Linked DNA regions of Homo sapiens: region 1 is linked to region 2. A link is an interaction called in ENCODE POLR2A ChIA-PET data of the cell type or tissue named here. Cell type or tissue: PC-9. All regions are shown on one strand. Links, peaks and the distances in the headings refer to the core of each region. The heading gives the core; the rest is flanking DNA. Region 1 overlaps AK9 (adenylate kinase 9). Region 2 has its middle 99 kb from the start of CEP57L1.

What was found. ChIA-PET counts read pairs that join two places held together with the same protein. Peaks named below come from ENCODE experiments on the same cell type or tissue, not always from the same donor. Only the 100,000 strongest peaks of a DNase experiment are listed, where the experiment ranks them.
Region 1: POLR2A ChIA-PET joins it to region 2 with 7 read pairs; 2 of 35 experiments call an interaction of 5 or more read pairs at or near these places.

Annotation. Positions count from the first base shown.
Region 1 is chr6:109,503,803-109,506,621 of GRCh38, forward strand. AK9 (adenylate kinase 9) reads right to left here. Exons shown (of 41, transcript NM_001145128.3): 35 at 2,525-2,745. All of the region lies in intron 3 of ZBTB24-DT (ZBTB24 divergent transcript), which reads left to right. Among named protein-coding and RNA genes, the nearest start is that of ZBTB24-DT, 22 kb to the left of the region's middle. In PC-9, for the core only: no CTCF peak of the experiment used is centred there; a DNase peak (open chromatin) is centred at 1,379; H3K4me3 peaks cover 602 bases; H3K27ac peaks cover 418 bases.
Region 2 is chr6:109,193,434-109,196,252 of GRCh38, forward strand. It overlaps the pseudogene CCDC162P. Among named protein-coding and RNA genes, the nearest start is that of CEP57L1, 99 kb to the left of the region's middle. RefSeq lists an enhancer at 486-986. In PC-9, for the core only: no CTCF peak of the experiment used is centred there; no DNase peak of the experiment used is centred there.

The sequences.
Region 1 (2,819 bases), core at 279-2,778, 310 kb after region 2:
CAGCTTACGCAAGTTATACTCCCTCCCGGGGTGGCCTGCGGTCAATGACAGGCTGATGCGAGGGTGGAGAGGATACAAAGCCTGGACCCTCCCCCCACTTTGGGGACATTTTGAAGGTCCCTCCCAGCACCAGTGTTTCCCCAGGATCTACTGAGGGCTTCTGTTCCCACCACACTGCAGGTTAGTTTCTCCCTCTGCCCAATTTGACCATCCTGACTTGTCCACAGGTGTATCTCCTGATTAGAGTTGCTGGATAAAATAAAGGACACTGCTGGGTGCAGTGGCTCACGCCTATAAACTCAGTACTTTGGGAGGCTGATGTGAGAGGATCGCTTGTAGCCAGGAGTTTGAGACCAGCCTGGGAAACAAAGTAAGACTGCCCCCTCCAATCTCTATAAAAACATTTAAAAAATTAGCTGGGCATGGTGGCATGCATCTGTAGTCTTAGCTACTGGAGAGGCTGAGGCAGGAGGATCCTTTGAGACTAGGAGTTCAAAGCTACAGTGAGTTATGATTGTACCACTGCACCCCAGCCCGGGAAACAGAGCAAGCCCCTGTCTCAAAAAATAAAAAATAAAATTAAAGAATACCTGTTTAAGTTTGAATTTCAGATAAGCAATGAATATTAATAGTTTTTAGTATGAGTATACCCTATGCAATTATTTGGGATATACTTATACTAAAGAATTATTGTTTATCTGAAATTTAAATTTAACTGGGTGTCAGTCAGGCATGATGGCTCACACCTGTAATACTAGCACTTTGGGAGGCAGAGGAGGGTGGATCACCCGAGGTCGGGAGTTTGAGCCCAGCCTGGTCAACATGGTGAAACCCTGTCTCTACTAAAATACAAAAAATTAGCCGGGCATGGTGGCGCACACCTGTAGTCCTAGCTACTCGGGAGGCTGAGGCACAAGAATTGCTTGAACCCGGGAAGGGGAGGTTGCAGTGAGCAGAGATCACACCACTGCACTCCAGCCTGGGTGACAGAGTGAGACTCCTTCAAGAAAAAAGAACTGTGTGTCCTGTATTTTTAGTTGCTAAATCTGGCAACTCTACGCCTGAAAGTACTTTCTGATAAAACTTCTGCACGTGACTTTTCATCTTGAGTCTGTTTCTAGGGAACCCAGTCTAAGACAGGGAGGCTGAAATAGAGTAACAGAAAGATGAATGAGGCACAGCTTTCGCTTTCAAAGTCTGCTGTGGAGTGTTTCCCAGTGCGATCCCATCCAGAGCTTATTGAGATATTTCTAAAAATTCAATTCTCCCTTCCCTTGCACTTTTGTCTTCATGCCTTATGATCTTTAGGTGAAAACAGATTCCCAATTTGTAAACAAACAGGAACCAGAAATACTGGTTATGCCCACATGGTGAAGCAAATCAAGATACAGTGCTGCAGTTATTATTGGAATCCTCACTGCATTTTTCTTTGTATAGGACTCTCTTAGTCACATTGCTCCCATAAACCTCATCATACCTTCTGTGTAGTTTCTGAAGTTAAACACAATCATTAAACAGATGTCTGTGAGACCCCTACAGATCACATCTTTGTAGTCATCACTCTTTTTAGAGATATCAGATGTAGATAACTTTCCTTGTATTTTGTGTATTTTCAGAGAACAGTCAATAAACTATTTAACAAGAATATATAATCAAACATGTGCTTCTGTGAATTCCTAATATAGATTAAAAGACATTTTAATGAACAAGCTTAGTTTTTTTATGGACTCAACATTTATATCATACTATAATGGGTGTAAATAGTAAAAATAATTTTAATTCTAGATTCCTAAATAAAATTTTGCCAGGTGTCACTCTGCAATCATGGACCCGTATAACTACTGCACACATTCTGAAAAATAGCTTCTTACTATTCCAAACACTATATACCCTTTTAGTGAGAGATCATGCATTATTTTTATGTCCTAAATTCACATAGGCATTCAATAAATGATAGCTTGGGTAGCGGCAGTCATTTATTAGAACAAACATGCCCACGTCATAATCTATTTTGGCTGCTATAACCAAATGCTACAGACTGGGTAATTAATAAACAACGGAGATTTATTGCTCACAGTTTTGGAGCCTGGGAAGTCCAGAATCAAGGTACCAGCAAATCTGGTATCTGGAGAGGCACTGTTCCTCATAGATGGTGCTCTCTTGCTGTATTCTCATGTGGTAGAAGGGACAAGCAGGCTCCCTCAAGCCTCTTCTATAAGGGCACTAATCCCATTCATGAGGGCAAGCCCTCATGATGTAACTACTTCCTAAAGGCCCCACCTCTTAATACTATTACACTGGGGATTCGGTTTCAGCATATGAATTTTGGGTGATACAAATTTCAGACCATAGCATCACAATAATTGGATAATACTATTATATATAGTATTGGATAATAAGTATTGAAATACTTATTAAGTCACGCCTGACTCATGTTCAAATGGAATGAATTACAGTAACATGAGTCAGGCATGTTTACACTTGAAATTAATATTTTATTCTACCTTAAAAAGTGCTATCTTACCTGCTTTTATTCTTTCCAGGTATGTCTGCATGTATTTATTCACCATTTGAACATTCTTAATGACTTCATTCCATACCCACCATTTGCTGTGAAATCCATCAATCACATACCAGTTCTGATGCTGTTCTTGATAATATTGCCTAATCTCACCAATATTTTTGCGATACTTTACATTATTGACAGCTACAATTTGTGCACTATTGTGCAATGGATAAGGCAATCTAATAGGGAAACAGAGAAGGAATGGAAAAAGCTGTTAAAAACATATCTTTTCCCCCGTATGATTAAAGTTTAT
Region 2 (2,819 bases), core at 114-2,613:
TTCTTTGCGTTTTTCTTGCTTGGGGTTGGTTGAGCTTCTTGGATTGTGGGTTTATTGTTTTCATCAGTTTTTAAAAAACTTCAACCATTATTTTTTCAAATATATTTTCTGCCTGCACTTCTCCTTCTGGGAATCCAGTTACACATTTGTTAAATACTTCATATTGTTTCATAGATCATTAAGACTACTAATTTTCTTCAGTCTTTTTCCCCCCTCAGTGCCTCATTTGACATAGTTCCTGTTGCTATGTCTTCAAATTTATCAGCCTTTTCTTATGCACTGTCTAATCTACTTTAATCCCATCCAGTCAGTATTTTATTTCAGATATTGCATTTTTCATTTCTAGAAGTTCCCATTTGATTTGTTTTGATATTTTCCATTTATTTCCTCATTATGTTCACATTTCTTTTCTTATTCTTTTTTAAATTTTTTTTGAGACGGAGTCTCATCTCACTCTGTTGCCCAGGCTGGAGTGCAGTGGCTTGATTTCAGCTCACTGCAAACTCTGCCTCTTGGGTTCAACTGATTCTTGTGCCTCAGCCTCCCAAGCTGGGATTACAGGCACACACCACAACAGCTAGCTAATTTTTGTATTTTTAGTAAAGACAGGGTTTCGCTATGTTGGCTAGGCTCGTCTCAAATTCCTGGCCTCAAGTGATCCGCCCACCTCAGCCTCCCAAAGTGCTGGGATTACAGGCATAAGCCACCCTGATCAGCCTATGTTCACATTTTCCTTTCAATCCTTGAGCATGCTGAGCATATTTACAATAGTTCTTTAAAAGGTCTTGTTGGGGCCAGGCACGGTGGCTCACGCCTGTAATCCCAGCACTTTGGGAGGCCGAGGCAGGCAGATCATGAGGTCAGGAGATCGAGACCATCGTGGCAAACACGGTGAAACCCTGTCTCTACTAAAAATACAAAAAATTAGCCGGGCATGGTGGCGGGCGCCTGTAGTCCCAGCTACTCGGGAGGCTGAGGCAGGAGAATGGCGTGAACCTGGGAGGCGGAGCTTGCAGTGAGCCAAGATCATGCCACTGCACTCCAGCCTGGGCGACAGAGCAAGACTCCGTCTCAAAAAAATAAAAATAAAAAAAAAGTTCTTGTTGGTAACTTTCTTCACCTCTGTCATTTCTGAGCCTGTTTCTCATCCCTAATTTTTCTTTTGCTTTTGGATCATGCTTTCCTCTTTTCTTTGCATGTCTAGTAATTTTTTATTGAATGCTGAAAATTGTCAATTTTTCATTATTAAGTACCAGATTTTTTGTATTATTTAGAGCTTATTGGACTTTATTCTGGTAGGCAGTTAAGTTACTTACAGATCAGCTTAATCCTTTCAAGGCTGAAGGATTGTTAGAGCAGGTTTAGAATAATCATTACTCTAGGCATAGTTTATCCTTTTACTAAAGCTTTTGATGTCTCTACTAAATGTCCCAGATATTTAGTGAAAAGCCCTCACTCTAGCTGGTTGGACTTGAACAACTCTCAGCCTCATATGAACTCGGAACTGTTCAGTTTACAATTCCCTAGTCAGTTATTCTTTGGACAGCCTCCTGGAGTTTCACCTTTTACATGCATGGCTTAGTATTCAGCAACAGACTGAAAGGGATCTTGATGCAGATTTCTAGAATCCCTTCTTTGCATGGCTTCCTTCTCTCCTGCAAACATCAGCTGACTCAATTTTCCAAATTTCAGTTTCTCTTTCTTTAACTCAGAGAGATCATCTACTCTGCTTAGGATTCCCTTTCTTGCTCCATGGCTCAGAAACTGCCTTCTGGTATGAAACTAAGGTGATTGCAGGGCCTACATGATTTGTTTCCTTCTCTCAGGGACCAGAGTCCTGCATTGCCCATTGTCCAGTGTCAGAAAACAGTTACCTTGTATATTGTGTCCAATTTTCTAGTTGTTTATGATAGAAGGGTAAGTCTGGTTCTGGTTATTCCATCACAGCCAGTATTATTTTTATTATCAGAAAGAAAATCTTTAAAAGAATTAACTGTTTTTAAGTATAAATAAAATTTCTGATCTGAGGTTAAAAGCTATAATCTTACCTGTAATGTACTCTGTATTTTTGACTCATAAGTTCAGTTTTTAATAAAAAATTTTAGGCTCAGCTTTAGATTACTTGACAGACTTTTATGTCACTGCTAAAATTGTTTGGTAACTGAGAAATTAGCTTAAATCTATTGACTTGGTAACAGATCATAAAGACTTAGAAATGTCTACTCACTTTATTTCAATTTGAATACTATCTTGAGCCAGACTTCTCTTTTTTTGTCTTTTTGAGATAGAGTTTCACTCTTGTTGCCCAGGCTGGAGTGCAATGGTGCGATCTCGGCTCACTGCAACCTCTGCTCACTGCAACCTCTGCCTCCCAGGTTCAAGCAATTCTCCAGCATCAGCCTCTCGAGTAGCTGAGATTATAGGCACCCGCCACCATGCCCAGCTAATTTTTTGTATTTTTAGTAGAGATGGGGTTTCACTATGTTGGCCAGGCTGGTCTCGAACTCCTGACCTCAGGTGATCCACCCGCCTTGGCTTCCCAAAGTGCTGGGGTTACAGGCGTGAGCTACCACGCCCGGCCGAGCCAGACTTCTTAATGTTATGGTCTTCATATAGAAAAATACATCTTTCCGGCTGGGCACAGTGGCTTACGCCTGTAATCCCAGCACTTTGGGAGGCCGAGGCAGGCGGATCACGAGGTCAGGAGATCGAGACCATCCTGGCTAACACGGTGAAACCCCGTCTCTACTAAAAATACAAAAAATTAGCTGGGCGTGGTGGCAGGCGCCTGTAGTCCCAGCTACTCAGGAGGCTGAGGC